Regions from separate parts of the Homo sapiens genome. Here region 1 is linked to region 2. Evidence: read pairs that join two places in POLR2A ChIA-PET (ENCODE). Cell type or tissue: CD4-positive, alpha-beta T cell. All regions are shown on one strand. Each heading gives the region's core, and the rest is flanking DNA. Links, peaks and the distances in the headings are about the cores only.

Region 1 (15,853 bases), core at 7,612-11,611, 180 kb before region 2:
AGACAAACGCCCTCAATGCAGACATGCCCAGCCTTGCACACACAGGAAGTCCACACACAAACACCAGCACACTGCCTTGAACACGCAGGAATAGCATTCACACGCCCATCCCCCTACACAAACACACAGGCCACACCCACACGCCAAAACACACCCCCAGCGTCAGACCTTGATGACTGACAGCCCAGGACTCCAGTGGGCTTGCGTCGCCATAACAACAGACGGCTCCGAGTCTTGGGCTGTGAGTGTGGTCGGGCTGTGAGTCACAGCTGCAGCAGACGCTCCGCAGAGCAGGAGCAGCCTGGCCCAGTGCGGACTCCCCAGTGCCAACCTCTTATGGACGCAGAGTGGACCCTCTCAGATGGGTGTGCAGTGTCCATTAGCATTACCCACAGGAGGGATGTGGCCCTCAGGTGTCCCCTGTGTGCCACACACTGGCGTGCGCCCAGAGCTTCACACACATTTTCTTGCTTAATCCTCGTGGTGTCCTCACCAAATCAGTGTGGCCAGGGAGACCATTTTACAGATGTTGAAACTGAGGTTCAGGTAGGGGAAGTCCCTTGCCTCACTCAGGTCACACAGTGAGTCACCACCAGGCCTGAAATTTGAATTCAGGTCTACTGAACCATGAAGGGTCCTCTTTCCACTGCCCTGAATCCAATCCAGGGGAGCTCCCAGCTGTGCACACCATTTCCAGACAAGAGCAATAGATTATCAGCTCTCACTTGCACCAGAGTTGGTTCTGCCCTTGTAGAGCTCCCTTGGTAGGTAGTGAGATCCCCATCATGAGCAGCATCCAAGCAGAGACTGTCATAGCTGCTATGGAGAAGCATCAAGTATCAGGGGACAAGGGGTTGGACCAGACGGCCTGGCTTTGAGTTGTAAATGACAAAAAAAATTATTGGCAAACAAAACAGGAATATAAAAGCTTCAGGAACAGCTGGATCCAGCTGTCAGATGTCATCAGGAATCTTCTTCTGGATTTCCCCTTCCTTGGGGTTCACTTTCTTCTCAGAATAACCTTCCCTAGCCTAGGGTAGACCTCACAGCTGCAGGCTTACATCGGTCGTGGCCCCCAAAAGCAAGCTTAATAGATGTTTGTCAGATGAATGCTAGAAGCATGATAAGGTTGCGGGTCTCAGTCTAAGTAAATCCCAACTTGACCTCTGGGAGTCACTCTGAGGAGGCGCAGTGCTCATTCCTGTGTGCCAAATCCCATCATCTCTCAAACGTCGTATGATTGAGTTAGATTGTACTATGCACTTCACAGACATTAACTCATGGAAATCCCAGGCAGCCCTATGCAGTGGTCACAATCTCCATCTCATGGACGGGGACACAGGGTCCCAAAGAGGCAAAGTGTGGTACCTGAGGTAGGGCTAGAGCCACACAGTGCCTTACCAGGCTGAGATCAGGAGGCCGTACCTCTGAACGAGGGCAGGACTGTTCTTCACAGGCAGCTTTCCTCCAAGGAGGCAGAGGACGGCACTGGCACGTTCACTCAGCAGCCAACATTGGCAAGCACCCACTCTACCCCGTGGCCCGGGGTGCCACTGCCCATGGAGCTTGGAGGTGCCAACTGCTGCCAGTGACCTTGGGTAAGTCATTTTGTGCTTGATCCTTGCATCCCCATCTGTAAATGGGCAGGTCACCCCACTCAGAGGGGCAGAACTCATGTCAGTGGTTGAACGCTTCTGGCAGTACAGCCCAATAGAACTTCCTATACCAGGTCCCACAGGGTGGCCACACACCGCTCCTGAACACCAGAAAGTGACTAGTATAATAATAACAATTTTAAAGGCCGGGCGCGGTGGCTCATGCCTGTAATCCCAGCACTTTGGGAGGCCAAGGTAGGCGGATCACAAGGTCAGGAGTTCAAGACCAGCCTGGCCAACAGAGTGAAACCCTGTCTCTACCAAAAATACAAAAATTACCCGGGTGTGGTGGCATGTGCCTATAGTTCCAGCTACTAGGGAGGCTGAAGCGGAAGAATCGCTTGAACCCGGGAGGTGGAGGTTGCAGTGAGCTGAGACCGCACCATTTGTACTCCAGCTTGGGTGATAGAGTGAGACTCTAAAAGAAACACACACACACACACACACAATTTTAAGTTTTATTTCTTTTAAATTGATTGAAATGTACCTAGCTACACGTGGCTAATGACAACCATATTGAGCAGCAAAGCTCCAGGGTTCTAGACAAACAGCAGATATTAATTTTGGTTTTGTTCTGTTTTACTAACCCCACCCCATGCTCCAGTGCAGGCAGCCTGGTCCCTAGCTTGTCTCAGAGAGCTTTGCTGGCCTCCTTTGCCAGACCCGGTGGCCAGACTCATCATGGCCTTGGGACCTTTGTGTGGCTCTGGAGAAGAAAGAAGCTCCCAATAATGGCTGAGATTCAGTTGCCCACCAGCCAGCAGGATAGGGGCTTAGAACAGGATGTAAGATGATTTAAAGAAAAAAAGGGGCTGGGCGTGGTGGCTCATGCCTGTAATCCCAGAATTTTGGGAGGCCGAGGAGGGTGGATCACTTGAGGTCAGGAGTTCGAAACCAGCTTGGCCAACATGCTGAAACCCCATCTCTACTAAAAATACAAAATAATTAGCCGGGCGTGGCAGCCGGCGCCTGTAATCCTAGCTACTTGGGAGGCTGAGGCAGGGGAATCGCTTGAACCCGGGAAGTGGAGGTTGTAGTGAGCCGAGATCACACCACTGAACTCCAGCCTGGGTGACAGAGTGAGATCCATCTCAAAAAAAAAAAAAAAGAAAAAGAAAAAAGGAAGCTGGCTGTTTCTGGCACACCTGGGTTTTCCACTGGGTCTATACCAGGTGCACAAGTGCCTACTCCCCACCTCTATACCCGCACAACCCACCACGTGGACATGCACCAAACACACCCCCCAGCTGTGTGTGGACACAAGCAGCCAACACATGCTCTGTGGCTTACTCCTCCCATGCTCCTGGGCCTGGGCTGAGGGTCCAGCAGTTCACAGAACATCCACGTGGTCTGGGCTTCCAGAGCCTGTCCATCCTCCATCCCCTCTACCTGCCCAGGATCCCCGGGCCCCTGCTGGCCTACAGGAGTAAATGGCCACCTGCACACCCTACACACTCACGCCCAGCTCTGGATGGACATGAGGCAGGGCGAGGTCTGGGCGGTAGCCAGGAAATCCTAAGCTGTGAGTGTTCGTTCCCTGTTGCTGCTGTAAAGAGTTACTACACATGTCGGGGCTTAGAACAGCAGAAATGATTCTCTTGCAGTTCTGGAGACTGGGTGTCCAAAATCAGTATCACTGGTCTCGAGTCATGGCGTCTGTGGGGCTGTGCCCCCTCGGAGGCGCCAGGGGAGAACCTGTGCAGGGCCCCTTGCAGCCTCAGCCAGCTGCCCTGGTGATCCCTGGCTGTGTTTGCATCACTCTGGTCTCTGCCTCGGTGGCCGCGCAGTCTCCTCCTCCGTGCTTGTGTTGTCGAGTCTCCCTCAGCCTCTCTCTGTTGTGGACACTAGGGACAGCATTTAAGGAACCCCTAGATAGCCCAGGATCATCTCCTTATCTCAAGACCTTTAACTTTGCACATCTGCAGGAGCCCATTTTTTGGCTGTAAAGGGGACACCCACACGTTCCAGGGATGAGGACCTGGATATCTTTAGGGGCCATTTTTCAGCCTACCATCATGAGCCGCAGACACTCCGTGGCCAGCTCCCAAACTTAGCTCTGGCTGTGGGGCCGGGTACAGTGACAGACCTGAGACCCCATCAGCGCTGACACCATAGGCCCCAAGAGCCTGTGACCATGGCTGGTGAGAGCTCCCCAGAACAGTGGGGCTCTCAGAGAAGTAGAGTGAGGAGCACAGAGAGACGGATGGGTAGGTCCTGGGAGCAGGAAGGTATGAATTCAGGGGAGGCACACCGTGGCCTCCAAGCTGGGCCTCCACAGTGTCTCACTTCATCTTCCCACAGCCCTTGACAGATTAGGAAACCAAGGCTCACAGAAGCAACAGCTAAGTCCTCTGTGCAGCTTACCTCTGAACGGCCCCACAGAGAAGCTGTTAGCAGCTCCAAGTTACAGGGGGAGGAAGTGCCTGCTCAGAGGTGATGTGACTTGCCCAAGGTCACACAGCAACAGGTGGCAGGGCAGAAGCATGAGCCCTCTGGCTGACTCAAGCACCCACCTTCTTGGTGCCTCACCAGGTTCCCAGAAGCCAGAGGGTGAGCTGGTTTTGGAGAATGACCAGGATTTGGGGAAATGGAGAAGGAGGGTAGATGAACTTTGAGAGCTGAGTGGATCAATGGGATTTTTTTCTGGCTTTGGAGGGAGGTGACCTCAGCGTGGGGGTCAGTGTCTCTGCTATTGGGCAGGTTCCTCCTCTCAGGGGCCCCAGAACAGACTCCAACAACGTCCATCCCAGCAACAGGTGGGGGTCTTGGGAGGGTTATGTCTAAAGGGCTGTGTTCACCCCACAGATGACTCTCAGGGGCCTGCCATGGCCCCTCCCTCCTTGGTTTTTTCTCCCTTTTGTCTGCTGCCCCCATCCCACAGGCCCTGGAGGGCAGCAGGAAGGAGAAGGGCAGGGGTTGTGGCATGGCTGAGTGCACCCTCATTTCTAGGGACTCAGGAGAGCAGAAAGAGCTGAGTGCCCCCCAGGAGCAAGCCAGGAAGGGGCCATTCTTGCCTCCAGCGGTGGCTGGGAGCTGGCCCCATCAGGAATGGGGTAAGGCTCCAACCAGCAGCCCTGAGACCCCAGCCTGGCCCTCTAGGGCTGCACACAGAGTTGCACACACCCCACCCACGTGTGTGGACAGATGCACACCCCTCCCTCCTTACACCTGGGCCTCTAACAACAGTTAGATGCCACAGAGGGCCTGGGCACGCCATCTGTTGTTCAGGCCACACCCTGCTCTTGCTCAGGTGGAAAACTCTGGAGTGTCCTGGGCTCCTCTCCTCACCCCACGTCAGAAATTCTTGTCTATTCTACCTTCAAGGTATATTTGGAATTGGAATCTTTTCATTGCCCACAGCCCCACCCTGGCCAGGGCCCCCTGGATTCCCAGGCCTCCTGCTCCTGCCCTGGCCCCTCTCAGCAGCCAGGGTGCACTGTGAGGACCTAGGGGAGATCCCAGCTCTCCCTGAAGGACCCCGTCACTCAGGGTCTGAGCCAGAGGCCCCACTGTACACTGTGGCCACCCAAGCTGGTCCTGACCCTCTCTGTCCTTGCCTCCTGCTCTCTGCCCCCATGCATTGCTCTTCAGCCCCACAGGCCTCCCCACTGCTCCCGGCACACTCCTGCCTCAGGACCTTTACACCTGCTGTCTCCTCTTCCCAGCTCCCCACACATCTGTCCCCTGCCTCCCTCAGGTCTCTAGAGGCTCTAAGACCACCTTCTCTCACCTAACTAACAAGCTGCTTCCCCCTCCCACCCCCTCCCGCACCCCCTGGGACACTCATCATCCATAGCTCCTATATTTACCTTTCTATTTTGTCTGTCTCTCTCCTGCCCCAGATACCCACTAGAATGTTGGCTCCATGAGGACATGGATTTGTGTCTGCTTCAGTCACTGTTGCACCCCTACCCAGCCCAGCATCCGGGGCATTGCAGGCTCTAACACCTGTGGAGGGAAAGAGTGCAGACAGAGACAGGCAGGGGCAGGTGACCTGTACACACTCAAGGCCTAGCGGGGCACTGGCACAGCTGCACATGCCCACACCTGCGCACACACACGCACACGCGCGCGCGCACACACACACACACGGGCCCTGAGCTGAATGCCCTTGGCTCAGTGGGGCCTTGGACGACAGTCTGGCCCTGGCTCTTGGGCAGCTGGAGTCTTTGTCCTCACCCAAGACTGCCAGCCCACCCCAGCTGTGGCTGCTGATGCCCCAGATGGGCCTGCACTTCTGAAGAGAAAGGACCAGTTTCCTGCAGCCAAACCTCCAGTGCAGACCACAGAGCAGCCACGGCATCTGAGCTCCTCTCTCCCTCCCGCCTCTGCATCCCTGACTCATCCCCCACCCCAGGGAGGCAGCCTAGGCCCAACTGCCCCACTGAGCAGAAGGGAAGGCTGAGGCAGGAGGCTGAGCCAGCCAGCTGCCCCCGTTAAAGGAGAAGCAGATAGACGTGGCTTCCAGCCCAGCCCCTCCCTGGCTCAAGCGGTCACCTCCCAAACAGTCTGACCGCAGTCTGTGGGGGCTCCCTGGGCACCCTTGAGCCATGCGTGTGCAGCCAGTATGCACACTCCCGCCAGCCGGCCCCTCCAGCCCAGCTTATCACTGATGACTTTCCCAACAGAGATCGATAGAAAACCTTTTATCTCCTTCCCCGTGGTGGCTCAGACTCAGGCCTCAGAGCAGAGCTGGCTCCTGTTACTATGGTGACCCTCAAGGACCTCACTGACTCCCTCCCATTCACCCCCATCCCCACTCCCTCCTCCCTCCATCCTCCCTTCCCCTCCCCCACTCCCACTCCCTCCCCATCCCATCCTCCCTTCCCCACTCCCTGCCCCAGCCCCTCTCCTACTCCCTCCCCACCCCCATCCCACAGCCTGGGATCAATGCTGGTTCCCTACAGGGCCTGCACACCTCCCGGCTGCTCATGGCTGACAGGGAGGGGCCTGGGGGGCTCCTTGCACCCACCCAAGCCCCATCTGCTCCTGGTCTCGACCTTGCCAGTCCCCCACTTTCATGCCAAACTACAGCTCCAGTGCCCGATTGAGGCCTCCCACCTGCCCACACCGTCCTCAGCATTCTGTAACTGCTCACTTATATCAATGAGTTGTTTCCCCCTCCATACAGACAGATGGCACCCCTCCATACAGGGCTGCTGGGAGCTGTGAGCATTACATAAGCACAAACCTATGTTGAGTTTGGCCTGTGGCTGATGCTCAAGATATACTAGCCATTGTTAATAAGCCTCAATTTGTGCATTTATTAAATAGGTATAAAAGGTATTATGGTTGTAAAGATTAAATGAGAGACAGACACAAATAGTTTAGCTCACGGCCTGGCACGTTCTAAACACTACATCCATGAAGGGACACACAGCCTCCCTTCTTCCTTAGCCTCCTTTCTTCCTTTGTTCTTTGAAGGTGTTTAGGTATGGGGAGGAGGTGGGAGGAACAGGTGCATCCCCGCCCTCCATGGAGGCTCCATAGCCTTGGCCTGCAGCATGCAGGCCAAGGAGAACAATGCCCCATCAGGGTCCAAGTAACCTGTGCCCTCTCTCTGCCCACAAAGCTATATTGGTTGTGCCTCACTTTGGCGGAGGCCAGATTTTCCTCCCATGTTACCCTTGCCTTCCTGCCTGGAGGCCGGGGCTGCTCTCTTCCTTCTGCCTGGAATGCCTTGCCATACGGCCAGCCCCACAATCAGGGAACCATCTTCAAGGGAAGTGCTATGGCACCGAGATCTGGAGCCAGACCCCCCGGGTCCACATTGCAGCTGTGCCACTGCTACCCTCTGAGGCAGCTGCACAGAGGCCTCCCAGGACCCCACACCCTCATCCCCGGAGCCTACCAGTGCTCCCTCAGGTGGCAAAAGGGTCTTTGCAGACGTAATTAGATTACGGATCTTAAGATTGTTGCAGGCTATCTGGATGGGCCCCAAATGTAATCACAAGTGTCCTTGTATATAAGAAAGAGGCAGAGGGAGCTTCGACTGAGAGGAGGAGCTACGCCGATAGAAGCGGAGGTTGCTGTGATATGAGGATGGAAGCAAGGATTCTCCCCCAGAGCCTCGAGGAAGAGCCAGCCCTGCCCACACCTTGACTTTGGACTTCCGGCGTGCAGAACTGTAAGAGAATAGATGTGCATTGTTTTAAGCCACTGGGTTTGTGGTCATTTGTTCCAGCAGCCGCAGGAAGCACACACACACGCTGCCTCCTCTCCTCATCTGTAAAATGGGGCTGGTTCAGGACCTCCCCCCCGGGTTCTTGGGAAGCATAAGCGAGTTGGAAGGAGCAAAAAGCTTAGAAAAGTCAGGGATACTATTTTTTAAATTGCTATGCCACAGCGATTTGCTGAGGAAGACAGCATTCCTCCTGCCTTCAAGAAATTCGCCACCTGGAGCAAGGGAGACTCACAAAGAATCATGATCCCAGAGGCTGTTAGAGGCTTGTAGAGTAGGCCTGGGCACACTGCCCAGGGAGCGGGAGCCTGATTTGACCGGGGGGCCTGGGAGGGCATCCTGGAGGAGCCCACTCTTGAGCTAAGCCTGGAAGGATATGGAGGGAGGAGCCAGACAGAGCAAGAGGGGAAGGGCATCTTGGGCAGAGGGAACAGCACGTGGGGCTGCTCAGAGGAGTAAGGGAAGAGGTAGTTGAGGAACCTGCAAGTCAGTCTGCAGGGATGGGGCCTTGGGGGCATCACGGAGGTGGGGGCAAGCCAGGGAGCCACATACTGGAAAGGAACAATTGCTTGGGCCACCGTGAGGAGGGTGAATGGGGGTTTGAGACCGAAGGCAAGGAAACCAGTTGCAGAGATTGTGGTCTGGCAGGTAGTGAAGGGTAAAATCAGTGGAATTTCAGGACAACCTGAAGAAGGTGGGTGAGCAGAGGCAGTGGAGGGTTGGCAACTTCCTGCCAAGGGGAAGGGATGGGGGTGGAGCAATTCCCGAGATGGCAATGACAGTGATAATGACAACTAGTGCTAAAATTAGTGCTTACTATATGCCAGGGAATGTGCAAAGTGCTTGATACGCCTTATCTCAGTCTCAATCCTGGAATTGTGATTATCAGCAGGGAATAGAGCCCAGAGATGGAATCCAGAGCTGGGAACAGCGAGGTGTGGGAGGCTGGGTGGCGGGGGTGGGGAGGGGAGGTGAGGAAATGGCTTTCATATAAACAAGATGAAAAACTGTTCAGGGACTGCTCTTGTCATACTTTTCTATTATTAAAAAAGAAAGAAAACACATGTTTTATTAGTAGCTAAGCACTTTTATTTAATAACAAAAAATCTGTAGGGCCTGAAAGCATGGCAATTCTAACCCCTCTATTTAAAAAAGACCTCTGAAGTACATATCCCTTAGGACTGTGCATGGGTAGTCAAAGCTTAATGACCAGCGGGGGATCAGGAGGGTGGAGGGGTCTGTGGTCAGCAGCTCGGCTGTCCTGGTGGTTTTATTTCTTGAGCTGACAGTGGTGAATGCAGGAGTGATCAGTGAATTATCTTCCATACCTTCTTGAATATCTTAAATATTTTATAATTAAAGATTGGGTGTGACTGATATTCTCCGGCTCTACATGAAAGCTGGTTGGAGGTACTAAGTCACATTCACAAATTACAGGATCTCTGTCCTCCTAGTCAGCCTGAGTTTCTTTCACCACATCCTGGCTCTGTTTGCATACCCCCAGAAACGGGAAGCTTCCTCTCTCTCTCTTGAAATTGCCTGGGGCCCTCTTTGAACAGCTCTAATTGTGGGAAAGTTCCTCATAAAGAGCCAGAAGCCTGGTCCAGTCCCTCTGCCCACTGGAACCACACAGTCTGTGTGTGATCACACAAAGCCCAGGCGGCCCTTTAGATCTTTGAAGACAGTGCTCATTCTCCTTTTCTCCCCATTCCAAATTTTTCTTCTCTGTGTAAAGTCTCAGTTCTTTTTCAGGCAAGTGACAGAAAACCAGCTCAAACTGGTTTATGATAAAAGGTGAATGTATTGGCTCAAGTGACTTAAAGTCCTGGGGTTGCTGAGCTTCAGGCGCAGCTGAATCCAGGTGCCCAGAAGGTGTCTCCATGTCTCTCAACTCCTCATTCTTCCCCATTGGCTCTGTTTTCAGACCCACAGTCTCAACAACTACCCCTGGAGGCTCCAGCAAAGCTCAGTGCTTCCAGCAAAACTCCTGGAGGGCTTAGGTCATTCGAACCATTCCTGAACCAATCCCTGTGGCCAGGCAAATGGGGCAGTTTGGTCAAACCTGAGTCACGTGACAATCTCTGCATCCTAGAGGTAGGGACCGCCCAGCCTGAACCACATGGGCCATAAGTGGGAAAGAATGGTGCCCACAGGAAAATTGATTGTAATTACCACCAAAAGACTAGATGTATTAGGTAGGACAGAGGCTTTATAACAGAGATCCACAATAACACCGGCTTAAACAAGATGGAATTTTATCCCTCGCTAACTCCAGATGCAAGAGATCTTGGGCTGATACAGTTAATTGTATGATTAGGGTGCCCCATAGCTGAGCATTCATTATCTGAGTTGGAAGTTAAGAGTTGTTAAAACATGAATATATTTAGTACTGTCCTGGCCACTTACTTCGTTCCCAGTCAAGCATCTCACCCTACCTAGCACCAGCATCTGTCCACCCCCCATCTGCATCTCTTCTGTCTGTCAGGTCTGCTTATGCAAGCTGGTAGCAAAGGAAAACTTCAAAGTTGTAGAATTTCTTGAAGTTGATGAGAGTTACGTTGGAGAGCTCCTGGGTTCTGCACACAGTGGCTGACAAACCAAGGATCTATCTATCTGGCTGGGTCAGCCCTGTCTAAATAATGAAAACCCCCAACGTGAAGAAAGATGAACCTGTGCTTTGGAAGAAAATGATTTGAATGTCATAGAACTCAGAGTGGCCCAAAGAACTCAGGGGGATGTGATGAAGCATTCTGGTTGTTAGGACCCAGAAGGTTCTAGTAAGGACCATCAGGCAATTTTGTGGGAAGAACTATGCCTACTCCAATGAACTTTTTGTACTCTAATTGTCTTACTCCATTTTCTGATGCTAAAACAGAATACCACTCTGGGTAATTTGTAAACAATAGAAATTTATTTGGCTCATGCTTCTGAAGACTGGGAAGTCCAAGAGTATGGCACCAGCATCTGGTGGGGGTCTTCATGCTGTATCATCCCATGGTGGAAGGCAGAAGGGCAAGAGAGCACTAGACAGTGAGCAAGAGAGAGCTGAACTCATTTTTACAATAAATCCAGTGTCTTGATCATGAGCTCACTCCTTCAATAAAGAGATTAATCCATTCATGAGGGTTTTGCCCTTATGACCTAATCACTTCTTAATAGTCCCACCTCTTAATACCTTCACAATGGCAATTAAATTTCATCATAAATCAGCCGGGCATGATGGCTCACCACTGTAATCCCAGCACTTTGGGAGGCCAAAGAAGGCAGATCACTTGAGGTCAGGAGTTCAAGACCATCGTGGCCAAAATGGTGAAACCTTGTCTCTACTAAAAATATAAAAATTAGCTGGGTATAGGGGTGGCCACTTGTAATCCCAGCTACTCAAAAGGCTAAGGCAGGAGAATTGCTTGAACCCAGGAGGCAGGAGTTGCACTTAGCCGAGATCATGCCATTGCACTCCAGCCTGGGTGACAAGAACAAAACTCCATCTAAAAAAAAAAAAAATAAAATAAATAAATAAATTTCATCATAAGTTTTGGAGGGGACAGTCAAACCATAACACTAAGTATTAGCACATTAATCTAAGAATTAGCATATTAACCTAAATGTTGTTTGTGGAAGATAAAATGTGTATATTTTCATAGTTTAAATTTCATTTTTCAAAACAAAATTCCAATTAAACATTTTTTTCCCAATTACTAAGAAATGTTGGTTCCCAGAGCTTTGACTTGTGGTCAAAGTGGTCTTTTTCTTGGGATAATGAGACCCTTCTTTAGAGTGGGTTCAATGTCTGTCTCACTTGCCAGACTATGGGGGCTGTGTGGTGGGTCCCACATCATTATTCCTGGAGATGGAATCTAGAATGAGGTTTGGCTCGGCTGCACGCAGTGGCTCATGCCTGTAATCCCAGCACTTTGGGAGGCCAAGGTAGGCAAGGCAGATCACTTAACTCAGGAGTTCAAGAGCAGCCTGAACAACATGGCAAAAACCCATCTCTACAAAAAATACAAAAATTAGCTGGGCGTGATAGCGTGCACCTGTAGTCCAAGCAACTTGGGAGGCTGAGATGGGAGCGGTGCTTGAGCTTGGGAGGCTGAGATGGGAGCGTTGCTTGAGCTTGGGAGGTTGAGGCTGCAGTGAGTCATGATTGTGCCACTGCACTCCAGCCTGGGTGACAGAGTGGGATCCTGTCTGAAAAAAAAATATTGCCTAGAGCTAAGTGGGGCTCTCACCTGCTCCCTCTCTTCTCTCTGCTAGAGACCAGAGGCCTTGAAGGAAGGAAGCCCAAGGGTCTCTCCTGGCTCTGCTTCCCCATCACTGCCTCCACTTCCCCGCATCCCTTTCCCTGGCAGAGGCTTCTTGCCACAGGGCTCTGGGCACTCACAAGACCTACAAAAGAAAGGTTCACATTCACATTTGTCTTCTCTGTAGAAGTGCTGGAGGCTGATGGGGTGAGGGGGAGCAGCAACAGTTGGTGGTCCAGAGTTCTACAATGTTGAACTGTTTTAAATCGTCATAAGCCCAGGAGGCACGGATTGCTACACTCCTCGTTAGAAACCAGAGTCTCAAAGAGGGTGAGGAGGTACCCAAGGCCGTGCTGTTGGTGGCACGGTGGCAGAGCTGGGGCAGGAGTTCTGATTTTCCATCTCATTCCTCTGTTACTGTCTAAGCAGAGAGCCTGGGTGACAGCTACCTACACAGAAGAAGGTATTCTGGGAGAGTTTCCTCCCCTCTCTAGGCCTCTATGTTCTCTGCAAAATGGAGATAATAAGACTGAAATGCACATAGTAGGTGCCAAATAAGTACTAGCTACATGCTTGCTAATGGGAGTCCTCCTGCACACTCACACTCTGCCTGGGCTCTGTAAGAACAGCCCGGAGCCTCCATCCAGTTTTCATCGCAGAGGAGGCGGGGCGGCAGCGTGGGCAGGAGCTCAGGCCAGGAGAATCCCTACTCTAAGTATGACTGTGTGATCTTGGGCAAGTGACTTCATTCCCTAAGTGTGTTTCCTCATCTGAACAAGGAGGCTATTGAAATGCAGGTGAGACCTAGTGAGACAGCGGCTGCGGGAATCACCTGGCCACAGTAAACGCCCTTGCATCCTATTGAGTGAGCCAAGGATAAGCGTGGTCCCTGGCAGGGTGCAGGATTCTATCCTGAAATACACCCCCTCCACTTTCTCCTATTCCAGTCCACCGGGGCCTCTCCTCCAGGCAGGAAACATGATCTCCTTTTGACCTATGAGAAAACAGACAGGAAGTTCAAGGCCACACAGATGTGAGTGTTAAGAACCCTGGGGGGAAGGTGTCTGAAACCCAAGGCTGTGTGTGTGTGTGTGTGTGTGTGTGTGTGTATGTGTGTGTGTGTGTGTCGGGGTGTGCTGAGGGGTTGGTCAGCCAGGTGATTTAAATGCGGGTATAGAACAATAGGTAGTGGTGGGGCCCCGAAGAACTTAGATTCCTTAAAGATATTTATTTTCTTTCTCTTTCTCTTTCTCTTTCTTTCCTTTCTTTTCTTGCTTTTCTCTCTCTTATTTTTTTTTTTTGAGATGGGGTCTCACTCTGTCCCCCAGGCTGGAGTGCAGTAGCACTGTCATGGCTCACTGCAGCCTCGACCTCCCTGGCTCAAGCGATTCTCCCACCTCAGCCTTCCAAGTAGCTGGGACTACAGATATGCACCACTATACCTGGCTAATTAAAAACAAAACAAAACAAAACAAAACTTTTTTTTTTGTAGCGATGAGTCTCACTATGTTGCCCAGGCTAGCCTTGAACTCTGGGCTCAAGTGATCCTCCCGCCTTGGCCTCCCAAAGTGCTGGAATTACAGGCATGAGCCACTGCACCTGGCAACGTATGTCAACTTCAAAATTTTCACTTTTTGCTCTGCTTTCCAATCAAAACAAACCTAGCAGCCTGAGTTCGGCCTTTGAGCTGCAAGTTTGAGACTCTGCCCCAACACTGACTTTATTGAGCCTCTGCATTGCATAGCGTGCACACCCCTGCTCACCCTTCTACCTGTGTGCAACTAAGGATGACAAGCAGGGTCAGCAGCAGAAGTGTCTTGGGGCTAGCTCTGCTGACAGTGATCCCTGATCAGTTCCTAGTTCTCTTCTGAGAAGACTGAGCCCTCTCAACCAGCATCATTCAGAGCAGTCTCAGGATGGTTAGGCCTATGGCTGTCCTCCTCTGGAAGGGCCCTCGTTTGTTCAGAAGCCTCCCTGGTTAAAGCAGGCAGAGGAAAATCACTCTTGAAAGCTCAACTCACTAATCACCTCCTCCAGGAAGCCTTCCCTGAATTCCTTGACAGGACTAGGTCATTACTCTGCATGCCTGGGCACCACAGCACTCTTCATGGGTAACTTTCACATTGCAACCCAGGGTCTAACCCAGTGTCTGACCCACAGTGGGCTCTCCATGCATGAAATGGGTGACTAAACTCACCTGCTGTGTGACTTTGGATCAGTGACTTCACCTCTCTGAGCCTTGATTTTCTTATCTGTAAAATGAGTTGAGGCAAGACAGCATTCAGAGGGTCCTTGCAGATGTGATTAAATAAATTAAGAGTCTTCTTGAGATGGAGGGATTAGCCTGGATTATCCAGGTGGACCGGAATGGAATCACAAGGGTCCTCATGAGCAGAGGCAGGAAGGTCAAGGGAGGAAGTAGAAGCTGGGACAATGGAAGCAATTGTTTTCTTGCCTGTTCTAGCTTCTGGAGGTCACCAAGGGGTCACAAGCTGAGAAACACAGGCAACCTCCAGAAATTGGAAAAGGCAAGGAAGAGATTCTCTCCTGGAGGCACCAGGAGAGCTAGCCCAGCCCACACCTTGGCTTTAGCCCAGTGAAACTGATTTTGGAGTTCTGACCTCCAGAACTGTAAAGAATAAATCTGTCTAGGCTGGGCAACATGGTGAAACCCACTCTCCACAAAAAATACAAAAATTAGCTAGGCTTGGTGGTGTGGTATGTGCCTGTGGTCTCAGCTACTTGGAAGGCAGAGGCACGAGAATCACTTGAACCCGAGAGGCAGAGGTTACAGTGAGCCAAGATTGCGCCACTGCACTCAAGCCTGGGCAACAGAGCAAGACTCTGTCATAAATAAATAAATAAATAAATAAATAAATTAATTAATTAATTAATTTGTGTTATTTTAAGCCACTTGTGGAATTTGTTACAACATCCCTAGGCACCTGGCACACAGTAGGTACTCAAAAGTGGCAGTTCTGGTCAGGCGTGGTGGCTCACACTTGTAATTCCAGCACTTTGGGAGGCCAAGGCAGGAGGATCACTTGAGCCCAGAATTCAAGACCAGCCTGGGCAACATAGCAAGATGCCATCTCTATAAAAAATAAATTGGCTAGGCATAGTGGTGTATGCCTGTGGTCCCAGTTACTCAGGGGGCTGAGGTGGGAGAACTGCTTGAGTTCAGGAGTTTGAGGCTGCAGTCAGCTATGATCACACCATTGCACTCCAGCCTGGGCAACAGAGTGAGACTCTGTCTTACACACACATATACACACATTCACACTCACACACAAAAGCAGTTGTTAGTACCTTGACCGCACACCCTCTTCCATCTGCCTGCATATTCCTTCCTCCTCTCACTCTCTGGGACACCCATCCCCTTTGCAACCCAGGGCTCCCTTCCTGCCCATCCTCTGAGGTCTGCCTCAATCGCCACCTCCTCCAACCCTTCGCTGAACTGACATCCAGAAATGCTAATCCCTTGAACAAATGTGCTTCCTTGAGTGGTGCCTGAGCTATGGCTCCCAAAGAGGCCAGGCTTGTGATCCTCTTTGTACCCCCAGCCCTGCCTACAGGGTCCAGTGGCCCCAGTCATGTAAACTTGATACCAAGGAATTTTCAAAACAAAAAATACCTAATTCCAAGGCCAGAAAATTGACTCTCCTTGGGGTTCCAGCTGGTCTCCCACCCTCTCCAGGTGGAGAAGCTAGTCTTGGGGACCCTTGTGTGGGAACCAGAAATCTCCCAGCAAGACCTCCTTGTCTTGCCTCCCA
Region 2 (15,853 bases), core at 3,887-7,886:
GGTGGTCAAAACTGGCAAGCCCTTTGGACAGTCGTAGCCAATTCAACAGACCACACAGGCATAATTTGTTCAATTATTTATTTATTGTGGAGTATTTTACATGCAAGAACCCAATTAGAGAGAGGGTATCTGGAAGGAGGGCCAGTGGGGTGGATGGATGCTCTGAGCCTCGGGTGCACTGACCCACCCTCCAGAACCAGCTCTGCCCACAGAAACACATGACAGTGACAAAAACACTAAACTTCTAGGACGAGTGGACAGCAAACGCGACATTCAACACATTCCTCTTTTCAGTAGCCCCCAACAATCCTGAGAATCCTCACAATTAAGTGCAAACTTTAGGAAATAAATATCCGTCCCCCTCTCCGGGAGAGCCTGGAGGTATGGACAGACAGAAGCAGTTCTGACTCGGGGGCTGATGGCTGCTCCCTATGGCTGGTGGCCGCAGGGGAAGCCTGACTTGGACCCCACAGATAGGAAGGGCTGGTGACGGGCACTGGGGGAGGCGAGCACTTCAGGGGCTGACAGACAATGTCTCTGGGGTGGAAACACTTCTCTCTGGGTGGGGAAGGCCTACTGTAACCCAAGTGGGTGAGACGTCCCCAAAGCCGACAGTGCAGAAGCTCCCAGGGACCACTCCAGCAGTGCCAGAGGCTGAAGCCAGGCTGCAAGCAAGTGCTCCTCCACACTGCTCTTCCAGAGCTGCCCCAGGGGCTGGCCTGGCCCCAGGTGGGCCCATGGCCTACCCCAAGCCATCCAGAAGGCTGGGCCCAACTGAGTTAGAGATGCGTGTCTGCGGGGGCCCAGGGTGGGGTGTGGCAGCGGGAAGGAGGGGGGCAGGAGCGTGAGCATCGGCAGCAGCTGCCCTGCGAGCATCTGTTGCCCTTGGGCCATGTGGAGCCCTTGCCCCAACTCTCCGGGCTGGGTCCTCTCCTCCCCAGGGGCTGGAGTGACAGCACAGGCCCCAAGACCACCAGGTGGCATGGTGGGGTGGTGGGGGAAGGCTAGTGAACCAAGGCACCATCACTCACATGGAGGCGCTAATAGAAAGACAGGAGGACAGACGGATGGTCACCTTTCCCTCTAGCCCAGGCCAGCAACAACCCCTTGAGGCTCCAAAGCTCCTTGTCCCATGCACGCTGGTAAGCGAGCCAGTCATTCTCTCAGCCTGGCCACAGATGGCCTGCTCAGTGCCTGGAGACTGCCCAGGCAGGGCTACTCTGCAGCAGGCAGGCCAAAGGCCCATGGTGCCAGGGGCCCAACTGCACATAGCGCCATTCTCTGCCGCCCAGTGGCCAAAAAGGTAGGCAGGAGGGAATGGTTAGTTTTCACATCTCAGCAACAATGAACGCAGAAAGGGTTAAACACATTCCCAAGAAAATATTTTGACAAAATAAATATTTTAACCTATAATCAGGTATAATTAGTGCTTATAAGGAATCCCAGCAATAATTTAGTGTAATTAAGTATATACTGTATCTGTGATTTCTAACACTCACGGAGAGGCTGGTGGGCCTTGAGAGTCCAGGTTTCCTGACAGAGCCGCACCCCCTTCCTGGACCAGGCAGCCTAAGGACTGTGCTCCCCAGATGGTGGGGTCTGGGAGCAGAGATCTCAGGACAGGCCATCTCGCCAGGGCTAAGTGGAACCCACTCTGGGGCACCGGGGCTATACTTGCTTCCTGTGCAGGCCTCAAGCAAGAGCCCCCTCTGCCTACAGGTGGGGCAGGCTACCTCCGGATAGGAGGTGCAAGCAGGCCACCTGAGGGGTGGCTCCAGGCTAGGAAGGCAGGTGACACTTGTCAGCATGGCCAATGGCCTCCTGCCAGCCCATACAGGTCCACCACTCCCTGCTGCCCCTGGGGCAGCCAGGCCTCTCCAATGATGCCTGGCAACCAGCTGGCGCTGGCGCTGGAGCTGGAGCGGGGCAGTTCTGGGAGTGGGTATGAAAAACAGTTTTGCTGGGGGCTCCCCAGGAGGGCGCCTATTTCAGCTTCACGCACTATGGAATCCCTGCTCCTTTCAGAGCCTCCAGGCTCCTGACTTTTTGGGACTCCTGGTTCCATGAGGCAGGGAGGCTGGCTCTTCCCTCTGAGGACACTGGGTCTGGGATGCAGTGCTGAGGCTGCGGAGCACTGACTGCCCGAGGTCGGACCGCCCACCACCCGCAGGCCCAGCTCTGGCAGGGCCTCAGAGACAACCCAAGTCACAACCCAAAGGCAGCCAAAGGGCTGGGGCCTCTGGGTGCACCTGGGCCATCCCAGCCACCTTTTCTGCAGCTCAAGTGAAGCCAGCTAACTTCAGCAGTCTTCACATTCAAGCTGGCCTCAGGGGGGTCTGTCTTTGAGAAACATTGAGGAGGCAGGGGCTCATCAAGCATCAGGGAGCAGAAGGCCCAGGCAGGTGTGGCATGTGCTGCCAGAGAGGACAGGGCTAGAATCAGGCTGGCCACTCCACGGAGGAGCTTCCTGGGTGAACCTGAGCAACTGGAGTGAGACATCCCAGCTAGTCCCACCCTCAGCCAGACAGAGGTTTCCTCTCTGGAGGGAGCTGGAGGGCTGCTAGCCTGGCACAGGGTCCTGGGTCGGGCAGCACTTGCTCTTCACTGGAATAGTTCCTGTTGGTGCTCAGCATGACCCCCAGCTGAAGTCGCCATCCTGAATGCTCCCCAACGACCATGTCGCTGGTCTCTTCTCCCGTCAAGCCCAGCCCCCTTTCCCTGCTTGGCTGGTGGTCTGGGCCGTCCTGCCAGGTGGGAAGGGCTAACTACACCATGGATCAGGAACCTGTGCTGACCTAGGCAGTGCATGCTGGAGGGGACAGGAGCAGACTGACCCAGCGAGCTGGGCCCAAGACACACGGGGATGCATACAGCTGCAGTATTCTCCTTCTGAGCAACAGCAGCCTGGTGGGAGGTGTGGGGCCAGGTGTCTGGCTGGACCAGGGCCTGGGATGACCCGAGTCCCTTGCCCATGGCCAGGAGACACACCAGTGAGGACACGGGATGGGAATACATGTTACCAGCCCCTAGCTGCTCTGCCTGCCTTCAGGATCAGCTTGGGGAGAGAGTATAAATTGGTGGCCAGAGGACCTCTGAGGTGGGAGGAGGCCAGACTGTCAGGAGAGTCTGTGCAAGGAGGCCAAGGCCTATGCCAGGGAGCAGAGCAGGGGCCTTAGTGCTGCCCAGGCCTCTCAGTCACTGGGAACCTCCAAGGATGCCACAAAGCTGTTTGCTGCTGGCTCTTGAGGCAGATGTGTGAGGCTACGGCAGGCCAGGCCACAGCACTGAGTGTGGCCCATGTGCACATCTGTGACACTTCCCCAGGCAAGCCAGAGCAATACCTCCAGTGCAAGTCCCTCCACAAGCCAGGACCAGGTGTGCGGGTGTGAGCCTGCAGTGTGTGCGTGGCAGTTTGGTTTATTGGTAGTGTCGTCTCAGCAGCGTGCCACATGGCCACCATCTGCGGGCTGCCTGCTGCCCTCCCAATTGTCCTTGGCCCTCTCCCTGCCCAGGGAGCCTGCAGGGACCCTCGGTGCCAGGCTCGGCTGCTGAGCCAGCTTGGGTGTGAAGCCTGGGCTGGCAGCTGAATGATGGAGAGAGGGTCAAGAAGGTGAGAGACCCCCACCATGGAGACCCAGCAGAGCCTTCTCAAATGCTGATAAGCCAAATGTCACAAGGTGACAAGTCCAAGGAGTGAGACCAGGCCCATGAGTGCAGCACACCCTGCTCTTCCAGAGATGCCACAAAGCCCCTTCAGGGAGAGAGGGGCCCAGGAGGGCAGAATGCCTGAGAAGGTCGCTGAGCCAGGCAGAGGTGAGCACAGGGCGGGGCCGGGCGTGCTCTTTCTCCATGGGCGGGTGGAGGAAAGACAGTCCGGGTGGTCTGCTCAGGAAGCACTGCCTGGGGCTGGGCCACTCTGCCCGCTCTTCCTGGGAGGAAACATGGGCAGAGGGGCCCATGGTGGGAGGGGAGAGAGTCTCTGGCTGCAGTTGTCCCACCACTCAGAGAAAAGAAGTGGCTGAAGCTGGTCCTGACTAGTGGGAGGCCTGGGAGCAGACACGGTGGCATTTCCATGGAAACACAGGTGTGCAGGCCGTGTGGAGCTGGGGATGTAGGAGTGGCCAGTGCCCGGTGTCCACGGGGTGCGAGCGGGGACCCGCCATCTGGGGAGGCAAACCACAGAGCTGCTCACAGGGCGAAGAGGGCATCCTCTGACCGCTCTGGCTTCTTCCGGCCAGAAGGGTTTGAGGCTGGGGCAGGAGCCTCCATGGGGGGCGAGGGGAGGTCGGGAACCATTTCAGCAGCTTTGGCTCTTTCTTCAAGGAATTTATCAAACTCTGCAATACAAACCAAGGCAAGGGTCAGGGTTGGTGAGGGCAGGCCACCAGAGGAAGCGCACCCTTCCACTCCCCAGCCCGTTTCCTCCTCTAGGGCAGGCATGAAGCCCACCTAGGAGCAGGTGGGTAGGGAGGGGTTCGTGAGCTGCAGTGTGGGGGGAGGCTCCTGGCTGTGCCCAGTCCTCCTGCCCTGGAGGGAAAGGCTCTGGAAAACACAGCCCAGAGTGCTCACCCTACCGCTGACCATTTTCCAGATCAGCACTGGGTTTTGTCCATTTTCCAGATCAGCACTGGGGGTGGGGCAGGGTAAGCTGGAGGGGCCAGCTTCTGATTAAACAGGCAGGAACCATCCCACCTACCCCACCCTTGCCCACCAATGGAGGACTGAGGAGATGCTGAGGAATGCAGTGGGGAGGGGGGAGTGCCCCATTTCTATGGGCACTGAGAGCTAGGGAGCAGGGTCCTCTGAAGTTTCCCTCCCTGCGGAGCGGTCTGGCCACAGGGTCTGGCAGACCTGGGGAGAGGAGGACAGGAGCACGGAGAGGCAGATGGAGTGGGGCAAGATGAGCTTGGGGAGGCAGGATGTGAAGGGCAGGGGATGTGGGGGTGGCCATGTGGGAGAACTAAGACCCCGCTGCTCCCATCCAGCCCATCAGCTGAGGCCCAGGAGAGGCTCCTCCCTTCTGGCTCAGTGGCCCAAGGGTGCTGCTGCGCACCTCCACAAACTGCGTGTCTGAGCTGGGCTGAGCACCTGTGGGTCAGGACCAGGTGGCAATCTGCACCCGCTATTCACCAGCTCTGCAACTTTGTGGAATTGACATGTTCTTTCTGACCTGTTTCCCAATAAGCGAGATAAATCACACTTCCCAAATCAGCGTAAGACCTGGGTGGGACAAAGCCACCCGTGAAGCCCATGGCTCAGGGCCTGGCACCAGTAGGTGCTCTGGCAGCGGGGGCTCCAAGATGATGGGGGCTGGCTCCTGTGCAGCCTGCACAGAGGCAACAAAAGGGGGCTGTAAGGCCACTGGCCAGGCCATACCTTCACTTGTGACACCCTCCTCCAGATCATCACCCTTCTGTGGGAGGAGCAGAGAAAATGAAATTAGGGCACTGGTCCAAGCACTGCCCGCCCAGCCACCTCTGTCTGCCCATGGCCACCCTAGGACAGCACTGCCCAGGGTAGCCTGAACAAAACTTCCTAATTTTCCCTGTTTCCAGATTTCTGTAATAGTAAAATACTGCTCTTCTTATTGGAGAAACAGAAGCTTTGTTTTTAAAAAACAAAAGCAAAAAATTCAAACATGTTTTAGGTTTTGATCCTCCAGAAAGGCTGGAAAGAAAACTCCAAAAACGGTGCAGGCTGGTTCTCCAGCCTGGGCTGCAGAGGGCGGGACCCCACCTTTGGCACTCTTGAGGCTCTAGGGAGAGGCACAGAGCAGTAGCCACAGGGGGCTGAGCCTGAGCACACACAGGGTCACGTGTGCCCAACACAACACCCACTCACTGCCAGCCACAGGGTTTCTGGGAAGACGCTGTTGACACCAATAGCTGGAAACCGCATGAGGCCTTGATGGCTCAGGGCCACAAAGCCCACAGCACAGGGCCTGTCACTCAGTAGGTACTTTGGGAGTGGAGGCTGTGCCTCCAGAAGCCATGTCCTGCAGCCTCCTGGGAGCTGCACCAGCCTCCTCCCGTGGCCCAGATTATATTATCTGCTGCTGGCTCCTCAAGGAGCCATGGAGGCTCTGTGCACTCAAAAATTAAAGTGCATCAGACTTGATTTTGTTTGGAGAACATGGTAGTGTCTTGAGCTCATGGGGTTCCCTGGGGACTGGGGAAGAGCAGCATGTGCAGGGCCTCATTGGGAAGGGGCAGGATGGGGAAGTGACAAAGCCCTGGGCTGGGCTAGGAGACCTGGGTTCCTTCCTGACTCTACCACTGACCTGCTATGTAGCCTTACTGGACACATCCCCTCCCTGTCTGGACCCTGGGGTCCCCCTTAGAAGTTAAGGACCTTGGTCCTTCCTGCCTTGCTTCTGTGAGAGAAGCAATTTCTTTTCGAGACAGCCCCTTGGGAAAGATGTCCCGGGGTGTGTTCTTCCTCCCTGACACCCAGGCAGCTGCCTTCTTTGGCAAGGCATGTGTTTGGAAAGCTGACCTTCTGGGGAGGAGGCCCAGAGCAGCCAGAGGCCCCAACCTGAGGCCTGCTGTCCTGGTGTGGGAGGTAGCCAGGTCACCAGCCCACAGACAGCCAGGCTGACCCTGTGGTTAAAGAACTCAACAGGCTCTTCTGCCTGGGGACAAGGCCCCCTACAGAGGAGGCACCTAGGAGGGAGATGAGGTGTCTCCAGCTCTGGGGGAGAATCCAACTACCCCATGACTCTGGGCAAGCCACTTCCCAGAGTGCACTTCTTCATCCGCCACCCTGGCCCCCTACTGGGCTGCTGAGAGTGAAAGTGCTTTGTAAAGAACAGAGGGAGGGGCCAGCAGTTATCACATGCAGCCACTGCAGCTCTCCTTTCTTGGGACCTGTTGCCATTTTCAGATGCATAGTATCCTCATCTTCTAGCCCTATCTCTGAGGATGGAGACAATGGGTCTTTGGGGCAGGGGTTCTTTTACATCAAAAATCAGGAAGGGAGGAGGGGGATGACAGCCAATTAAAAACAAAAGCACTGTGTGTATACTTCACAATTAAAAAAAAAAGAAATGAAAACAAAACAAAACAAAACAAAAAACATGCTCCCCCAACACTCCCTCCCCCAAAAAACCAAAGCACGGCACATACATCTGAAATGGAAAAGATACTGGGGGGAAGGCAAGTGTGTGTTTTGGAGCCAGCTACGGCTAGGACTGTGTGGGTGAAGGAGGCTGTGCCCAAGGCCTTGCCCCCAGCACAGTTGGCCTCCGCAGGCCGGGAGGCCACTGCAGCACCCACAGCTATGGGCTGATGTCGGGGAGGAGGGGCAGCTATGGAGCTTGCCCAGACCTCCCTTCTCCACTGACCCAGACAGGGGTGGAGCCCCTGCTGATGCTCCCCCAAGGCCTGTCCTCAGAAGAGCCTCTGCCGCTCCACACCCCACAGATGAAATAGAAAAGTCGAGTCTCACCAGGTCGGTCCTGAGCCACACCTCAATGTCGTCCATGACAGATGGCTGCGCAACGGGGATCTATGGAGGCGGCAAGCAGCGGGCCAGGCAGCCCCCACACAGCCAGCGAGGGGAGACAGAACACCGGAACAAAGGAAATCATCAACAGCAACCCCAAATAAAACCAAAATGTACACAGAGCAAAAAAACACAATTGGCACAGCACACAGGGGCAACACAGGGCAGCCACGTGTGAGATGGCAGGTGAGGAAAGCAATGAGGTGCAAATGATAAGAAGCAGGCTCCCGGCAGGGCCGGCGGTAAGGAAGGTGGCTGTACGCGTTCTTGAAATGGAGAACTTTTTGACTATGAGTGTCCACTCTCACATTGCGGGGCCTCTCAGCCCGGGGCTGCAAAACACCTTCTAACTTCAGGAAGGCGCTGCCACGCAGGCTGATTTTGAACTCAGCCACTATGACAGTCCGCTGTCAAGCCCAACCCAGGGAAGGCCAAGTGACAGCCTGCCCAGAGCGGGGTACAGGTGCTCAGAGGGCAGGGCAGCACCAGCCCCGGGGGGATGCAGGGGGTCTGTTTGCTCCGCTGAAGAGATTTTGAAATGCGTCCTGGTGCATTTCTGAGTGGAGAGGGGAACTGGAGGAGGTGCGTGCTCCGCTGGGCTGGGTGTGGCCTGGTAGACAGAGGCAGGCACATTTTACCATCAACAGAAACACAGCAAAAACGAGGGCTCTGATGACAAAGGGGACTATGGGGCTTTAGTCTTCTTTGTGTCTCTTTAGGGGAAATTCATGAAGCAGCCCTGAAAGCAACAGCTCCCTTTAGTCTCGTCCTTTCTTCCCTGTGTTCAATGGCTGGCTGTGCTTCAGGAGTCAAAGAAACCAAGTTCAGCTGAGCACTGGGGCGCAGCAGCCAGAGCCAGGGAGGTGACAGCTTCCAGGCATACTAAGGTGTACCACGGGGTTGCCTGAGCAGTCACCTTGCTTGGGCCCCTGTGCCAAGCACCTCAGGGACAGAGACTCTGAAAAATGCACATGGCTAAAAAGGTTTAAGTTGCCATCAAATATGACATGATAAGAAGCTCCCTAGAAGCCATGTTAATGGAATGTTGGCTCCCAGCCTAGAGAAATGAGGTGATGACCCTTAATCACCTCCTCACCTACCCTGGCTCTGGGAGGTACCCTTCCGGGGCTCACTTGCAAGACCCCTATTTCTATTACAAAAATGCCAGCTCTGTCTATAGCTGGCTTCACCCAATGCCATGATCTAGGGTAAGACTAAAGTAAAAATAAGCAGTAAAAGGAATGCATACCCCAGTGTCTATCAAATGTAAAAAATAACACGACCTTCACAAAGAAAAAGAACAAAGAACACATATCACCAGCAGTGATGTGACAACTCCAGTCCTGGGGGTTGACACCTGCTGCTGATGGTGGGGGAGGGTGGTTTGGGGTCCCAGGTAGAGTCCAGCACTCTGAGCAGGTATCTACGATGCCACCAGAGCTCTTCACTCCCTCAGTGAGCTCAGCTGGCCCCTTGCTCTGAGGAATGTGCTCTGTGTCCTAACTTCGGACCCAATGTGGGAAGCCCACAAGAGCACTTTCAGAAAGGCCCAAGCCAGTCACTGATCAGATTAGGAAGAGTCTGTGTTGCTCATTATTTCTTTGACTTACTGGGGAGTTAAGAATGTTGAATTGAGCAGGGCACGGTGGCTCATGCCTGTAATCCCAGCACTTTGGGAGGCCGAGGCGGGCAGATCACCTGAGGTCAAGAGTTTGAGACCAGCCTGACCAACAGGGAGAAACCCAGTCTCTACTAAAAATACAAAATTAGTTGGGTGTGGTGGTATGCGCCTGTAGTCCCAGCTACTGGGGAGGCTGAGGCAGGAGAATCACTTGAACCTGGGAGGCAGAGGTTGCAGTGAGCCGAGATCACGCCATTGCACTCCACCCTGGGCAACAAGACTGAAACTCTGTCTAAAAAAAAAAAAAAAAAAAAAAAAAAGAACATTGAATTGAAAAGGTATCAGGGAGTCTTATCACCCAGACATGAAACCTAGGGACAGGAGGCATGTGGGTCCTCACTGGGGGGATGGACGCACAAATGACTGACAGATGTGTTAACAATGCCTAAGGCTGGCACTTCCTTGCCCTTGCCCATCAAAAGGCAGTAGGGTACACTGCTACTCTGTGCTTGCTGGCAGGCCTTCTGCCTTGAGACATTCCTGGAACAGGACACACCAGTTATCATGCTCTCAATGACTGTAAGTCAGAATGTGTGGCCTCTGGGAGGACGCATGCCATGCTGAGTCCCCAAAACTGAAGCTTAGAAAGTCAGCAGCATCTCCAGAGAGAAAATAGTCCCACACTAGCGGTTAGAGTGTGCACCAGCCCTTTCTTTACACCTGACCAGCTTTTGTCCACTTAGCAGAAACAGACTAGATGTCCTGAGCTTTCCAATGTGTTGCAAAAGCTACAACAAAGACATTAAGGGGTCAGGGGCCTTAAACCTTCAGATTTTTCTTGTAATTGTTTTGTTGCTGCTAAAGAACAAATCCCTTGAGGCCTGGGGTCATACTTTAATTTTCTTCTTTGGGGATAAATCTTGAGAGCCAACATGCTCAGAAAATAAACAATGACACTTAAGAAATTCCTCACCTCCTCAAAAATAACTTCCCAAAAGCTGGCTCATGGGAACCCTTTTCTTCCATGTCCTAGATTTTTCCAAATAAGTAGTATGTTTATGGAATGGCATCCTCCAGACCAAGCCCTAGAGGGCACGCTGAGGAGAGTGCACTGGGTGGGGTCCATCTGGGCCCTCACACTCACTGGTGGCAGGACCTGGGGTGAGTCGCTCCTCTCTGGACCCCACTTTCTTCACCGGAGAGCTCCTGAGTTTCTTCTATCCTAAGAAGCCTTAGAGATTTGGGTGGAGAGGCAGGAGCAGGGGACAGAGGCCTGAGCAATGCTTGGCCTCAATTTCCTCATCTGTGAAATAAGGCGATTGCTAGATTGTATTTGGCTTTCAATTCTTATGACTCAGAAACCTTAACTTTCAGGTTGGTGCTTCTGTTTTCTAATTCAGAAACCCAGGGATGTCAGAAATTATGGAAACTGACTCATTACAATATAGAAGCCACTTGGCCTCAGGGCGTGAACCATGGTGGAGCAGGGTGATGGTTAACAGTTAAGCTTATATAACGTAAGCTTAAATTGACTTTCTTGTGGCCAGACACAAAACCTTAGCTATCTAAACCTCTTGTCCTGGTAAATAAATGCCTTGAGTATTATAACAGGGCAAAGTTCCTTCTAATAATGTAGGTGCTATCAGACTCAGACTAAACATGTACACTGCTTGGAAAATATGAACCAAAGAAACTGTGGGAGGCCGAGGACGCGCTCCTTGTCAGGCTGATGGGAGGGAAGTGGGGCCCTGGTTGGAGCAGGGGGCACTGCGCTGAGTCTTAGGGGACTCTGTTTCTTCCCTGCAGCTTTGGGCAAGACACCAGGCCCTTAGGAGGCCTCGGTATCCTCATCTGTCAGACTAGGGGCTGGCCCAGCAGATTCCTAAGAAGGCTGTTGGCTCTGATGTGTCATAGTTTTATTTTTATTTTTATTTATTTATTTAGTTATTTATTTAATTAATTAATTTATTTAGAGACAGAGTCTTGCTCTGTTGCCCAGGCTGGTGTGCAGTGGTGCGATCTCAGCTCACTGCGACCTCTGCTTCCCAGGTTCAGATAATCCTTGTGCCTCAGCCTCCTGAGTAGCTGGGATTACAGGCGTGAGCCACCACACCTGCCTAATTTTTTTTTTTTTTGTATTTTTAGTAGAGACAGGGTTTTGCCATGTTGGCCAGGCTGATCTCAAACTCCTGGCCTCAAATGATCTGCCCAGCTTGGCCTCCCAAAGTGCTGGGATTACAGATGTGAGCCACTGCACCCAGCCTGACATGCCATAGTTTCAGCATTTTCTTGGGCAATGATCCAAGCTGAAGGCTGGTCTGAGGGATCTGAAGAAGCGTATGAGTTGGAAGAGAGGGACAGAAAGGAAGAAGACATGTGAAGAGAGAAAAGGAAGGAAGCTAGCAGAGGAATGCCCTCCAATAGAGACTGCTGCCTGAAGCTCAGCCCCTCTGAAGATAGGTAGGCCAGGCTGGCTTGGCTGAGGCAGTGGTTAGACCAGCCCTGCCCATTTTCAAAGTCCACAGACATCTTGGATGTCAGAAGCCACAGGTTTTGATCTGAGTGGCAGGTGAGCCATCCTGCTGTCAGCTGATTCTCACTTGGAACTGCAGGCAGGGGCAGCTCTGCCTCAGGGATCAGGAGGGAGGGTTGCCTGCCCAAGGGGGAGAGGCATGTCTGTCTGGTACTCCAGGGGTTAGGATTATCCTTCCAGAGTAAGAGCCTTGGGGGCCTCCAGGTCTGAGGAGGGAGTCCCGCCCTCCAAACCCAAGCCTGGGTTTTGGCAGCAGCATTCTTTACTAACCTACCTCTGTTCTTGTTTTGACTTAGATTCTCTCACATGAGGATATTTTCCTGGCTGCACCCTGCAAAAGGGAGACACCCCTAGCTGATCACCAGCCAAGAGAGGCAAAAAGACCTCACACTAGAGAGGCCAGGGAGGGAGAGCACAAGCCTAGCAGTCTCCCTGAGAGCCGCCCGGCCCTAGCCCATTGACAAGTCTCATTTCTCTTCAACCAGTAATAAGCCTGGTGGTGTCAGTTAACTTCTGTGTTGGCTATCCACACACCTGAGTCCCAGGAGCATAAGGGTTCCAACAGATGCTCCTCTGCAGCTTCCCACAGCCCCATGCCCACAAGGAAACCCACCTGTCCAGTTTTCAATGTAACAAGAACAATTTCTGTAGCTCAGGTGTACTATTTCCAGAGAAGCTGTGAATCCCTTCCTATGTCACTTCAAGCACCACCCCACTGGGACCAAGTCTAAAAGCCTTTGATCTCACTCAATAGTACAAAAAGTTTCCAAGTAAAGAATTTGTACTCAGGAGGCTTGAAAAGACTCAAGGTTTCTACACTATGGGAAATAAGGCAAAGCAATTAATATTTGTTGTAAAGAAAAAAAAAAAAACAAACTGCAGTCAGTCAGGCAAGACACCAGGTTAGCTGTTAGTTAGGTTTGTTTCTGGGAAGTTAGAGACTGGAGCTCTACGTGGGACCTGGCAGTGGCGAGGCAGTCTGTGTGGGCAGAGACAGGCACCACCACCAGCTGCCAAGGCCACCCTCAGGGGAGTTTGTGTGGGCAGTATCCTTTTTTGCAGGATTAATAGGCACAAGGGCATGTGGGCTGGATCTTCCCAATGAATGGACATGGTTTCCAGAAGCCCTGCTGCAAAGGCCCCTGACATGTGGGCCAGAGGCCAGCCTGTCCCTGAAGAAGCAAATGAGAGGCCTGGGCCAGCACATCTCTCTAAGAATGGGCTTGGGGTCTAGTGGAGGAACTGCCTTCTCACGCAGAGCAGCAGTATGCTGCTACTATGAGAGGTGGCAGGAGACCTGCCCAGGCTGACAGCAGAGCTGTGCAGAGGGCACCAGCCCAAGCTGGGTGGCAGGCAGATGCCCCTTGCTCCCACGGCTCTGGGTGATCCTGCATGGCCCAAGTTCCTACTCACTGGTCACGCTTTGCTCAAGCAGGTGGACCCTGTGCTGCTTGCAGTCTAGGACCTGCTGGCCTTTCCTCTGGCCACAGCCTAGCATAGCACACTATGGGCAGTTATGTATTCCTCTCACCCCACCCCACCTGGAGGGAGAGGCACATGTTTGCACTGCTTTCATCATCTTTCCTTCTCTGCATTCTCTCCAGCTCAGGCTCCATCACATGTACCACAGCTTTGGGCTCTGCTAGAGGTGAAATGGTCATCCCAAGACATACAGCCTGAGATGAGCTGACCCTCTCTCCATGCACCAGGCTCAGGCCACCTGAACAGACAAGGCAGGAGAGACCCTTGCAGGTCTGTGGGCCAGGAAAGCTCTGCTACATGAGAACCAACTGTGTTTACAACATTGAACTCCCCTGGGCTTTGTTTTCTTTTTACTCTGTTTCTACTGTGTTTATTTTTTTATTTTTTTGAGAGGGAGTCTCACTCTATCACCAGGCTGGAGTGCAGTGGTGCAATCTCAGCTCACTACAATCTCTGCCTCCCAGGTTCAAGCGATTCTCCTGCTTCAGCCTCCCAAGTAGTTGGGATTACAGGCACATGCCACCACACCCAGCTAATTTTTGTATTTTTAGTAGAGACAGGGTTTCACCATGTTGGCCAGAAGGGTCTCGATCTCCTGACCTCGTGATCTGCCTGCCTCAGCCTCCCAAAGTGCTGGGATTACAGGCGTGAGCCACTGCACCCGGCCTGTGTATTCTTCAAGAGGTTTCAAATCATTTTGACGGACTTAGTGGATATAAGCAACTATATTATAAAAATCTGTCAAGCCTAGGACTGCCAAATTCACAGGCACTGGGCTACAGAGGGCTTCCCTGACTGGTCAGATGCTTTGAGTCTGTTCCCTTAGAATTGTTCCCTCCCAAGCAAAAGCCACAGTAACTTGTGCTCATCCTGGAAAAGTGAATACTGCTCGGAGCTCCGGAGACAGTAAAAGGAAGGAAAGGACCCTCTCCTCATCCCTGCTAATGTCCCAGACTCTTAAGGCCTGGGGACAGGGAGGTATTTTTGGGACTGGGAATCTGTGGCTTACAGAGATTATGCAAAAATAGGAGGGGAAATTTGGCACCCCTGCCAGAAAGAAAGCGTGTGGCCTTGTACTGTCTGATTCACAAAGGCTCGGCAGGTCACAAGAGGAAGACATGAGCTGTTACACAGGTAGGGGCTGGGGTGGACAGCAGGCTTGGCTCGGCTGGTGACTCCTCACCATTCCTTGGGTTATAAGCCAGCTGTCTATGGGCTCCAGGTCAGACTCCCCACCTCTACCTCTCTTCTGGGCCGAGGACAGAAAAGTCTCAGAAAGAAAAGTCACAGCAAGACCCATGAGAAAGAAGTCAATAGCACATATTGTGGAAACAGAAAAGTCACTCTTCAGACGTGATCCTTTGCCACGTAAGGAAATGTGATGCCCTGCTCCCAACCTCCACCCCAGCACGTCCCCCTTACCTGCCTGGAAAAAAGAAGAAAAGTTTAGTAACCAAGAATCCCAACAGGATAACACATACTCATGCCAACTACTCCCGTGCCCTTGGAAAATCTCCAGGAGATCACAGAAGGTTGACCAGAGCCGCTTCTCTCAATTACGGCTATCAGGGTTGGGAGGGGGTCAACTTTTCAAAGAACCAGCTTTTACAAAAGCAATTCTACTTTTTTCTTTTTCCTACATTTTTTTTTTCTCTTTTCTAGTGGCATGTGTATTCTTTTTCTAAACTCTTGAATACTAAATTTAGGTGTATTATTGCCTTTTAAAATATTTATTTGAGATGAGGTCTCACTGTGTTGCCCGGACTGGTCTCAAAAACTCCTGGGCGCAAGTGATCCTTCCGCCTCAGCCTCCTGAGTAGCTAGAATGACTTTTTCTTTTTCTCTTTTTGAGATGGAGTCTTGCTCTGTCACCCAGCCTGGAGTGCAGTGGTGCGATCTCGGCTCACTGCAACCTCCGCCTCCTGGATTCAAGCAATTCTCTGTCTCAGCCTCCCAAGTGGCTGGGATTACAGGTACCTGCCACCACACCTGGCTAATTTTTGTTTCTGTTTTTTTGAGATGGAGTCTAGCTCTGTCGCCAGGCTGGAATGCAGTGGCACGATCTTGGCTCACTGCAACCTCTACCTCCTGGGTTCAAGCAATTCGCCTGCCTCAGCCTCCCAAGTAGCTGGGATTACAAGCATGCGCTGCCACGCCCAGCTAATTTTTGTATTTTTAGTAGAGATGGGGTTTCACCATGTTGGCCAGGACGGTCTCAATCTCCTGACCTCGTGATCCACCCACCTCAGCCTCTCAAAGTGCTGGGATTACAGGCGTGAGCCATTGTGCCCGGCCCTAATTTTTGCATTTTTATTAGAGACAGGGTTTCACCATCTTGGCCAGGCTGTTCTTGAACTCCCACCTCGGCCTCCCAAAGTGCTGGGATTACAGGCGTGAGCCACTGCGCCCAGCCCTGGGATGACCTTTTCTTGACTGACTTGGTTGGATTTGATTTGTAGAGGTGCGGCTACACGATTTTCTCCCATTCATTTTATTTTATTTATTTTTGAGACGGAGTTTCACTCTTCTTGCCCAGGCCCGAGTGCAATGGCATGATGTCGGCTCACTGCAACGTCCGCCTTTGGGTTCAAGCGATTCTCCTACCCCAGCCTCCTGAGTAGCTGGGATTACAGGCATGTGCCACCATGCCCAGCTAATTTTGTATTTTTAGTAGAGATGGGGTTTCTCCATGTTGGTCAGGCTGGTCTCGAACT

Evidence for each region. ChIA-PET counts read pairs that join two places held together with the same protein. Peaks named below come from ENCODE experiments on the same cell type or tissue, not always from the same donor. Only the 100,000 strongest peaks of a DNase experiment are listed, where the experiment ranks them.
Region 1: POLR2A ChIA-PET joins it to region 2 with 8 read pairs; 21 of 35 experiments call an interaction of 5 or more read pairs at or near these places.

Annotation. Positions count from the first base shown.
Region 1 is chr17:17,663,298-17,679,150 of GRCh38, forward strand. SMCR2 (Smith-Magenis syndrome chromosome region, candidate 2) reads right to left here and starts at 14,391. Exons shown (of 4, transcript NR_131243.2): 1 at 14,278-14,391; 2 at 12,913-13,074; 3 at 12,069-12,225; 4 at 10,729-10,859. RefSeq lists enhancers at 386-525, 4,178-4,679, 4,680-5,179, 12,107-12,735. In CD4-positive, alpha-beta T cell, for the core only: no CTCF peak of the experiment used is centred there; no DNase peak of the experiment used is centred there.
Region 2 is chr17:17,843,447-17,859,299 of GRCh38, forward strand. It overlaps TOM1L2 (target of myb1 like 2 membrane trafficking protein), which reads right to left. Exons shown (of 15, transcript NM_001082968.2): 13 at 7,447-7,506; 14 at 5,377-5,413; 15 at 65-4,337. The coding sequence ends at 4,189. Among named protein-coding and RNA genes, the nearest start is that of SREBF1, 14 kb to the left of the region's middle. RefSeq lists enhancers at 821-1,341, 5,100-5,946, 6,448-6,707, 6,529-6,823, 15,379-15,853. In CD4-positive, alpha-beta T cell, for the core only: a CTCF peak has its summit at 6,710; DNase peaks (open chromatin) are centred at 5,855 and 6,765; H3K27ac peaks cover 2,923 bases.